Regions from separate parts of the Mus musculus genome. Here region 1 is linked to region 2. A link is a loop called in an ENCODE intact Hi-C map of the cell type or tissue named here. Cell type or tissue: heart. All regions are shown on one strand. Links, peaks and the distances in the headings refer to the core of each region. The heading gives the core; the rest is flanking DNA. Region 1 holds the start of Btf3l4 (basic transcription factor 3-like 4). Region 2 holds the start of Cc2d1b (coiled-coil and C2 domain containing 1B).

What was found. Peaks named below come from ENCODE experiments on the same cell type or tissue, not always from the same donor. Only the 100,000 strongest peaks of a DNase experiment are listed, where the experiment ranks them.
Region 1: it touches region 2 in a loop (4-fold over the local background); 2 of 42 quality-filtered maps call a loop at or near these places.

Annotation. Positions count from the first base shown.
Region 1 is chr4:108,831,647-108,837,016 of GRCm38, reverse strand. Btf3l4 (basic transcription factor 3-like 4) reads left to right here and starts at 3,377. Exons shown (of 6, transcript NM_027453.3): 1 at 3,377-3,509. It overlaps Txndc12 (thioredoxin domain containing 12 (endoplasmic reticulum)), which reads right to left and starts at 2,339. Exons shown (of 7, transcript NM_025334.3): 1 at 2,161-2,339. The coding sequence starts at 2,251. In heart, for the core only: a CTCF peak has its summit at 2,310; DNase peaks (open chromatin) are centred at 1,876, 2,426 and 3,366; H3K4me3 peaks cover 4,623 bases; H3K27ac peaks cover 4,060 bases.
Region 2 is chr4:108,617,903-108,623,272 of GRCm38, reverse strand. It overlaps Cc2d1b (coiled-coil and C2 domain containing 1B), which reads right to left and starts at 3,317. Exons shown (of 25, transcript NM_177045.3): 1 at 3,200-3,317; 2 at 1,679-1,761. The coding sequence starts at 1,744. Gm12743 (a long non-coding RNA gene) reads left to right here and starts at 3,418. Exons shown (of 3, transcript XR_003955254.1): 1 at 3,418-3,507. In heart, for the core only: CTCF peaks have their summits at 1,528 (motif pointing right) and 3,247; a DNase peak (open chromatin) is centred at 3,382; H3K4me3 peaks cover 2,035 bases; H3K27ac peaks cover 1,994 bases.

The DNA.
Region 1 (5,370 bases), core at 298-5,297, 210 kb before region 2:
GCATTCAACAGTCGATTGAGCAGGGTTTGTTATGTGTTGAGTGTCTGGGGTAACAATCACACCCATTTTGCAGCTGAGGAACAGAGGCATGAGAGAGATTAAGCTACTTGTCACAGGCATCTCGTCTGGTCACTGGCAGAACACATTGAAACTCAGCTCTGCATACACCCTAGCACTCCAGTCTCCCTCTGTATATACAGTTCTATTCTAAATACACAGCGGCCTGTTTTACAATAGGATCATCAGTATTTGGAACATTTTGACTTAATAGGACCCATTGTGCAGTTTTCAGCACTTCCTTCATAGGCAGAAACCCACATATCACCTTAGAAAAACTTCTTTCTCAAAAGAAAAAAGAAAAGAAAGAAAAAGCTTTGCCAGGCATGGTGGCACACACCTTTAATCCTAGCACTCAGGAGGCAGAGGCAGACGGATTTCTGAGTTCGAAGCCAGCCTGGTCTACAGAGTGAGTTCCAGGACAACCTGGGCTGCAGAGAAACCCTGTCTCTCACCCCCCCCCCAAAAAAAAAGTAAGAAAGAAAGAAAAGAAAAGCTTTTTCTCACCCTCCTAATTCAGGTAGATGCCAGCGCCCTTACCCTCCTCAGTCTGTACTTCCCAATCTACCACAGTATTATATAAGCTGAAATTCTTTTATTAATCTGTCGTAGATCTATCCTATTGCACTCTCTGACTTAAATATACACCCAGTGAAAGCAAGAACCTTGTTTGTTCTCTTCATTGTCATGTCTCTAGTACCCGAGTCAATGATCAAAACATGGCTGATGATCGAAAATCAATACTGAACTGAGGTGACTCATTGAATTTCCACTCAGTCTCAATGCCCACCAATGAATGTAAAGATAAAGAGCTCTAAAAACAAACAGCTGGGCAGTGATGGCGCACGCCTTTAATCCCAGCACTCGGGAGGCAGAGGCAGGAGGATTTCTGAGTTCCAGGCCAGCCTGGTCTACAGAGTGAGTTCCAGGACAGCCAGGGCTATAGAGAAACCCTGTCTCAAAAAACCAACCAAACAAACAAACAAATAGGGGCTGGGACCAGAAAAGAACCTGCTGCTCTTCAGTGGACTCAAGTTCAGTTCCCATGTTAGAGGCAGATCACAACTGCCTGCACCTCCACCTCCAGGGGGACTGACACCCTTTTCTGGCCTCCTTGGGCCACACATTTACCTAAACACACACACGCGCACACACACAGGGCTCCTCTAGCCTAAATGGTGAACTCAAATTCAATGAGGCTGTTTCATAAGGTGGAGAACAAGCAGAAGAGGAAAACACCCAATATCCTCTTATGGCCTAGTCATGTGTACCAGAAAACAGGCGGGCAGACACCACACTGAAGCACACACACACCACCAGCATCAGAAAAATCCCATACAGTAAAGGTCATAACACAAACCATCCAAAGCAGGGCTGGAATCCATTTATAACTCAACCAGTTAGTCAATTCAGCTGCCAAAACAAACAAACAAAAAACCCAACTGATGAGAAGGTGTTCAAGTTTAGAAATAGGGCTGGTAATACACGGAGTTGGGGGTCCTTACTTCCTAACCTTCATTGATAACCACTGATCCATCGCTCTAAAGAAATCAGTTTCTTCCAACACACTAGCTGAGCCACACCAAAACCAACTGTTGGTGACCTAGCAAAAGGTCTACCTTTCATTTGCTCTTTTTTCTGCATCTCTTGGGGGAATAGGGAACCGGGTCTTGGGGGTACGGGGGAACGTGGTGAGGAATCTTCAGACTCAAGCGACCACTACAGGTCACCAGCGACCCTTTTTCTTCTGGCGGAAAGGTGACGGTTCCTGAGGGCTTCCCAAGCGACCTATTTCTTCTGGCGGGAAGGTGACGGTTCCTGGAGGCGTCCCAAGCGCCTAACATGACACATGAATGGACTCTTAAACAACCTAGTCCTAATTTAAGGGCCATATCTTCTCAATCCCAAGAATTAAGAGCGCCCTCAAGTACAACTTCCTTCTCTTAAACCCTCTCCCGGACCTGGTACTCCTGACCCCGAGAAATCCACAAAAGCAGTTGGGGAAGATAAAAAGGAATCTAAAGTGGCCTAAGATACAGTGAGAAAATAAAGTGTTAAGAAGGCCCGGGGTCCGTAAAGATTACGGTAAGAATGAGGTCTGACCCTTTCCAAGCCCAGTGCGTCCGTCTGAAGAAGTGATGAGGAGCAGGAAACTGAAGCTCAGCAAACAGGTGGCCCCGAAACGAAGCGACATCTCCACGGTGGTAGTTGCACAGAGCCACCGGATTGAGGGAACAGGATTTCCAGCAGAAGCTCCGCTCTGCCCCCTTATCGCCGTTCAGCCCAACCCCTCGGATTCCCAGATTTTTTTTTTTTTTTTTTTTTCCTAGCCAAACACTGAAGGAAGTGATGTTAGACGGATGTGGGCGGTGCCTCGAGGGTCCGCTTTGGAATGGAGTAAGTTTAAAGGTGCAGATCACGTAGAAGGATGTGGGAGTACATCTCGAGTTTGCTTTCCCTAAGTCCTTGATATCCAGGCTTAAAGAAACAGCCGGATGAGGTGGCCCGAATTGGTGAGGGCTGGGGAAAGGTTCAGGAAAACCGTTGTTAATTACGTCTGACCTCTAGCCTAGCCCCTCCCTCCAATGGACCACTACACTAAATATTCAAAATGCAAATTATTATCTTTGAGATCAGCCTATCACAACAGAGGGCTTGGAATTTCCCGCCCCCTCGCACAAGTTAAAAATACTGGACAACAGCATTTCATTGTTAGATTTCTGTTTGGGATTCCAAAGAGACTCGGTAAGCCCGTTTCGCTGTGCACGCGTCTGTGTCTTGCAGGCAAGCACTTTGGAGAAGCGCTGGACCCTTCCCCCCACCCCCACTCGCATTCGCAGGACTTCCACTCAGGCATGATGCAACCAACTGACATAAGGTCCAAGAAAACCATGCTTGGGGCCTTTTATTGCACAACTGAAGAGGTAGTCCGAGGGAACTGGGACATAAGTCATCTCAAGCACGTAAAGTGTAAAGCTTCTTTCCGTTAAGTCTGTTGCTTTTTGTATTGGGTCGAGTTACTACCTAACAAGTCAACTGCCGACTTTCCCTCCTGATGAGAGTCCATTAGAGCTCAATGCTTAGTGAAGGACATCCAAGGTGTACAACCCGAACTAGACCCCACACCACCCTTCTGTTAAATCCAAGACAAAAGGTAAGCGCAGACACAATGGGACGCCAAGGGGACCGCCGCCTCCTCCAGGAAGCAGCCCGGCCGCCAATCAGAATAGTGAGGTGCGCGAGGCATGCTGGGCTTTGTAGTCGGGAGGCAGGCGCGCAGTTGCCGTACCCACCCCCACCCCGCCTCCCTCCCGCGGTCGAGGCGGGGCCGTGCGTCACGTGGGCCTCTCCCGCCGCCGCCGCCGCTGCCGCCGCGGTCTTTCTCTGTCTCAGCTGAGGCAGCCATCTTGCTCTTGCCGCGTGCTGGTGTTGGAGGACCCTCCCCGCTGCAGGTGAGACCCCCGGCGGGCCCGCCACCCCACGGCCTCCGGCCGCTGCGCACGGTCTCCCCCCGCCCTCCCCTCTCGACACCCGCCGTCCGCTCCGGCTGCCACTTCCGCCGTGGCGCGGCGAGTGGGGGCGGAGGCGGCCGGCCGGGCCTGTCGGTTACGGGCGGCGCAGCTGGGGGTCGGCACCTGAGGGAAGGTCCCCAGCACCACCGCCCGCTGTGGAGGAGCCGGGCCCGGGCTCTGGCCGCTCAGGTCCAGACCCAGGAGGGTAGAACCCTCCTCGTCCATCACTCATTATTCACAACAACAGTGTCAGACGCTTTGAGCAGCAGATCTGTTGTCATCTCTTTTGCTCCTCCCAAACTGAGGTTAGCACCCGGCCACCAAGCTCTTGGGGCCGAACTAGGTTGCAGCGCTCTTCACTTTGTAATAGAAGTGCTTGTTTACAAGTCTCTCTTAATTTTGAGACAGTTACCTATCCTTATAACCTCTTCACACTGCCTGATGATTGATCGCCAGGCACAGTGTTACACAGCTGGTGAATGGCGGTTTCAACTTCCGTTCCCACGTTCTTTCATTATACCTAATTAGTGGCCCTCTGGAAGAATGGTAACAATAGTTACCAACTACTGAGTGTCTTACCTGAACTTGATAATCTATGCTTTAGCCTTCAACTCAGTAAAGTATGCGATGGTATACTTTTTTTAATGCGGGAGAAACAAACACAAGTACAAAGAACCTAAATACCTTTCCAAAGCCCTAAGTGGTAAAACCTCACATAAAAAGTCAGGGCTGAAAATTCAAATTATTTTTATCTTTGTAAACATGATTAAAGTACTTGGATGCTTATAATTTGGGCATCCAATAAATATTGATTCATCTCTGTATACTCTTTTTGGAAGTCCTTGAGAAAAGTGCAGAAAGGATTCGTGGATATTCACTCAGTGATCATGTGGCCCTTGAAAGTCATTTCTCCCTTTGGGACACAGAGAGGAACTTTCCAGGCCTTCCAGGCAGCTAACAATTTTGTTTATAATTTATGCCCTGCTGCACTAACAGGTATCTGAGATGACCTCACACTTGAAACAAGAATGACAGGTACATTAAAGATATTAAGTAGGGATTAAACCAGGTGACCTTTTAGGTCTCAGGCTGAGTCTAAATGTCTTTTTCTATTAGAATCCTACACAGCCCAACTTGCTGTTGGACAAAAGGCCATATTTCTCCTTCCCCTGCTGCTTTAAGCTTCTAGATGCCCTAAAATTATGTCTTTTCCATAAAATACTCCTTAGGAATAAGATTTCTTAATTATACTGACCACCTGAAATGGAATTATTCTTTCATTTACACCATAAGAAAGAGTTAATTTGGGCTTTGCTTTTGCTTCAAATAAGTCTGGACTTTTTGTCTTATCTTTCCAACTGCCAACTCTTTTCTTTAGGAATGTTACCTAAAATGCAAATAGTCACAAAGGGCTAGTCCTGTGCTTAGTTTTAATATTCTCTCCTGACCTCCTTTTTGCAAGAAATTCCTTAAGTGCTGTGTTATTTCACTATAAGTTCATGGCTGTAGCTCTTTTGTGGATGTTTGAATGCAAGGTTGAGGTTTCTATCAGCACATTTCAGTCTGCTGCACAGCTAAGATTGGCACACACCTAAAAGACTGTTTGGATTCTACACACAACTCCCATGCAAAAGCTTTTACCTGCTTGACCATTGTGATACAATGTTGAACAAAGTGAGAAGCCATAGGTTCTAATTTTTATTTGTGAAATGGATTCAGCCTTACAGCTGCGATATATACAGGTCAGTTCTTTAAGTTCAGCTTCAGTACAGAATGGTTAGTAATTTACACGATCTTTTGA
Region 2 (5,370 bases), core at 270-5,269:
GGAACCACACCTAAGTGCTCTTAACAAAAAAGCCATCTCTGTAGTACCCAGAGAAGGGTTCTCCAGGATATCAAAGGGCTGGAGAGATGGTGCAGTAGTAGAGTGCTTCCTCCCGACCTGAGTGAGCAGTTCCTAGCACCACAGTAGATGTTTCATAACCATCTGCATCTCCAGCCCAGGGATCTGAGCCACGCATGTGCCATGCATTCACACAGACATACAAATAATTGTTTTTAAAATTACATAACAAATCAGATCTTGAGAGAACCGGAGAACCATCCCAAGTTTAAGGCCAATCTGATCTAACTAGTGAGTTCCACACTAGAAATGGAAACCATCTCACTAAATAAACAACAAAAAAAGAAAGGTAAAATCACCGAATAGAGCTTGGCATTGTGGCACATGCTTGCAATTCCAGCATGTGGGAAGTGAAGGCAGGATAATCAGGGGGTCAAGGATAACCTATGCTGTGCACGAGATTCTGTCTTTTAAAAAAAAAATCACATAATGAAATTACGCGCAGTAGTACATACTTATAATCCTAGCACTGGGGAGACAAGGCAGGAAGCCTCCAGGTTCAGTATCTGCCTGGGATACATAGAAGTTCAAAGTCAGCCTAGGCAACTTGAGAGAACTTGTGCCAAAGTAAAAAGCTCGGTGGAAGAGCAGTCATGTGGCGTGCAAAGCCCTGAGCTCCATCCCCACTCTGAGCGAGGCCCAGTGTGCAGAGAAGGAAACATCTAAAAGATGGAGACGTTTTAAAAGAAGCCACTATCATAATTAACAAAAACAGCAACAGCTGCTGGGCACAACGCTTAGCATTATTCATCATTAGTTAATTCTTATCATCTTGAGAGATACTACCATACATGTAGCCGATCTTCTGTTGTGGGGAGAAGGGAGCAATTTGAGGCGTGCTTTCAGTGTATAACCTAAGCTGGCCTTGAACTCACAATCTTCGTGCTTCTGCCTCCTTAGTAGTGGGATGATGTACCACATTTAATCTTTTTTAAATGACCTATTTTTATTTTCTGTGCCTGGTGTTTTGCCTGCATGTCTGTCTGTGTGAGGGTGTTGGATTCCCCTGGAACTGTATTTACAAATGGTCGGAAGCCACCATTCGGGACCTCTGGAAGAGCAGCTAAGCCATCTCTCCAGCCCCCCAGATTTAATTGTAGTAAACACATAGCATGAAATCTGCTGTCCTACCTATGTTCAAGTGTGAAGCTAAGGAACATTATACATTCCCATTGTTTTGCAACCATCACTCCAACCCACTCACAGAATTCACACGCAAAACCTGATCATACATCTAGGAAACACTAACCCATCTTCCCCTTTCCACCTTATTTTCTATGTCCATTATTTTGACTACTCATAGTCAACCCAACCTTAACTGGTTCTGTTGCTGTTGTTATTGTTGTTTTGATTTTTCAGTTTTTTAAAATAAATGTGTATGATAGTTGTTCCCATATATATGTATGTACAGCATGTGGCTGCAGTGCCGATGGAGGCCAAAAGAGGGCGTTGGATCCCCTAGAACTGGAGGTGGCTGTGGTCGTAAGCCACTAAGTAGCAAGCAGCTCGCACTCTTAACCACTGAGCCATTTCTTTAGCCACAAATGTTTAGAGATCCATACTCCATGTGGACCCGGGGTGAAGGAGACCACATCCATACCTGCTTGGCAGTCTCAGCACCCTGGCCACTGGTCTTAGGGCCCTTCCGAGGTCTTGGCCCTGGCATCTTGGCAGGCTAGATACCTATCAGGTGTAAAGTTGAAGAGACTCAGACTGGAATAGATGATGATATATGGCCCCCAACAGTGGTACCCGTGGTTAGGGAACTTACTCCCACGGGCTAAAACACCACTTTATAATTAATAGCACAGAGGCAAGGAGAGGTAGGGGACGGAAGGCAGGGGACCACTGTCAACAGAGGGATATGGGGGGTGGGGGTGGAAACACAATTTCTGAACTGACTGGTGACCATGGAAGGCAGACTTATGGAAGCAATTTGAGGTACAATGGTTTGGAAAGGCTTTTAAAAGCAGTGCTGTCGCCGGGCGTGGTGGCACACGCCTTTAATCCCAGCACTCGGGAGGCAGAGGCAGGCGGATTTCTGAGTTCGAGGCCAGCCTGGTCTACAGAGTGAGTTCCAGGACAGGCTGTCTGTTCTGCAAATAATGTGTCTATTTACATTTAAATTAAAAATTCAGCTCCTCAGTCATACCAGACAGATTTCAAGTGCTCAGTAGGTGAATCTGATTAATGGGTACCACTGGGCAGCACAGGCATGGATCGTTCTCATCATCAGTTCCCGTGGGCACTCTGCACCTGATTCAGTATTCAGATCCTCTGAAAGGTGTCACAAGTGGTCAGCGGGTACTGTAGCACCACCTGTCCAGCACTGGAAGGAACTCATTTGCTCCTACCTCAGGCTTCAAGGAAACAGACCCATGGGCAGACAACGACCACAGAGCAGCTGCAGGGACAATGGGTGCAAGAGGCAGCCCCTTATCGAGGACATAGAAAAGACATCTAGGAGAGGACGATGCCTGTGCTGAGTCATGAAGTTTGCACACTGGGGAATAGCAGAACTCCAAGCAAATCAAACGAACTGACACCAGTTCTGAGGTGAGAACTGGCTTGGCCTACACAAGGAGAAGAAACGCCCAGCACCACGGAGGCATAAACCAAACCGTAAGGCTAGAAATGAAGGCATGAACTAGGGGAGAAAGAGAAACAGCTTTAAGGCTTTAAAGACACTTGGGCGTTAGACACTGGGAAGCATTATGGGTTGATGCAGAAGGTGCCCAGGGAAGTGGGAGATCATATAGGGCGGGAAACCTCAGCCCTGAGCATCTTGCAAATCTATGAAGAAGCGTGAGGTGGCGTGGGGATTAAGAAACAAGACACGATCCCGCGTCCGGAGCGGGAATCAACAGGGCTGCGAGGTTCCCTGGTGTGAGCGCACAGGCGTAAGCCACTCCAAGTGTCACATTTCGGACTGCAGTCAACAGCGAAGCGTCAGCCGGGGTGGGGTGCGGGAGTGAAGGAGCTCGGGAGAATGAGATGCTCCGCTGCCGCAGGCCGGTCGCGGCCCTCCCGATGCCAGGCTCCGCCCGGCCCGACCCAAGCCGCCTCTATCTCCCCGGCCGCCCCCAGAGTCCACACGCCGGGAAGCGGGCACGTGGCATACCTCGCGGCGGATCCGAACCAAAACCGGGCCTTCTCGAGCCCGGAACCGCCTAGCTTTCCGCGGCCCCCGGGCGGCCGCGGCGGAGACAGCCACAGGAAGCTCCCGCCCAGGAGGCGGTGGCAGGCGCCCGGCACGTGACACCACAGCCGGCGGGTCGCCGTGCGCATGTGCGCGGGGAAGCGGGCGGGGCGCGCCCACAGGTGACGCCGAGGGTGGGGCCGGCTGCGCGCAGGCATCTTGGAGCAGGTAACGCGATACCGGCTGGCGGCAGCGTCGTGAGGTGTGGCGTGCTGCGTCCTTCACCCACGGTAGGCGTGCCCCATTCCTGCCGTAGTTTCTCCGAGAGGCCTCTTACCTGGTTCTCTTCGCGCGCCCCGGCGCTTCCGCGTCCTACTGGCTACCAATAGGCAGCCGAGCCGCGTCCCTGTGCTGAGATCCTGGAGGATGCGGCTTCCTCCAGTCTGTGCAGCTTAGGCACGGAAAACCAGCTCTCTGGGAAATAGAGCTCCTTTCTAGTCAGAGGGCAGGACAAAACTTCAGATTAGAGGAACCAAAGCCCTCGATTAACTGAGGCCGGAGCATCCCTGCAAGCTGAAGGGTCGCCTCTACCTCAAGGAGTCCTGTTATATGGGGATTGATGGAACTGACCTGCAGATAGACCAAACCCCGAGATACCCCACACCACGTGCGTAGTCTCACTTCGTGGAGAGACTGCAGGCTTCAGTTCTGATAGATCAGTTCTGCAGCCCTCGTGGTGGCGCATGCATTAAATCTCAGCACTCGGGAGGCAGAGGCAGAGTCCTTTAGTTTGCCTGCAGCTGGTCTAGTTTAGGCCAGCCAGGGCTACATAGTAAGAACTCTGACTCATAAACTGCCTTACTAAGGCAACTTCCAGAAGTTGTCTTCTGACCCTACACAGATGCAGGCCTGCCTGCACTCCGACATTCAAATTAACACACACAAATAATACACAGTAGATAGTGATTCCTACAGCTTTGGGTTTTTTCATTTGATTGTTTTCAAGGTCACACAGACCCACCTGCCTCTACCTCCTGAGTGCTGGGCTTAAAGAGTGCACCACCACCACCTGGCTGGTTTGTTTGAAACTTTCGTGTACTCAATCCTGACCTTGAATTTGATTTGTAGTGAAGGATGACATGGAATTTGTGATCCTCCTGTCTGCATCTCCTAGTGCAGGCATTACACCTCTGGGACTTCTGAGGTGCTGTCGATGAGACACAGAGATTTGTTCCTGCTAGAAGCACCCTGCCAGTCCAGCTACCTCCCAGACCTAGTCATACCCGTGTATGTAAATTAACAGGAGATGTGGCCACTGACTTCATCTCCCATTCTGCAACAGTTCCTTTTCAGTGGGGATCTGTCCTCTTACTGGACTCTCACTCCGGCCTGCCACAGGCTCCCAGATCTTGTGTTTCCCACATAACAGACTCAAATGAGCCAGAGTATAATTTAGGAGATAGTTTATAATAATAGAACAAGGAGGGTTAAGAGTGGATAATGGCCAGAGGGACCAGTGCAGAAGGAAAAAAAAAAAAAAACTCACCACATGTAAGTGGATAATGGCAAAGAATCACCATTGTGCCAATTATGTCAAAATAAACTTTACACTGTTCTCTTTTTCTTTTTTTAAACAATGGGTATGCTAGCACAAGCCTTTTAAAAAATTAATTAATTAATTATATGTGAGTGCACTGTAGCTGTCTTCAGACACACCAGAAGAGGGCATTAGATCTCATTGCAGATGGTTGTGAGCCACCATGTGGTTGCTGAGATTTGAACTCAGGACTTTCGGAAGAGCAGTCAGTGCTCTTACCCGTTGAGCCATCTCTCCAGCCCTACACTGTTTTCTTACGTCTCTACACATAGTTTTCCTGGAGGCTATTGTCGTGCTCAGATGATAGAAAAATGGGTTTGGAGTTGTGCTTGTGAGCATGTTTTGTATGTCATGCTCATTTAGGACCTCGCATTTTCATCTGCAGCTTTCCATCCTCACCTTATTCCCTTGACATAAGGTCTCTCACTGAACTGGAAGCTGTTTCAGCTTAGTCTTGCTGATAGTGAGCTCTTGGAATCCCCAGTCGCTTCTCCCCAATGCTGGGGTTACAAACTCATGAAGTCATGCCCAGCTGTTATTTGTTTGTTGTTTTTTC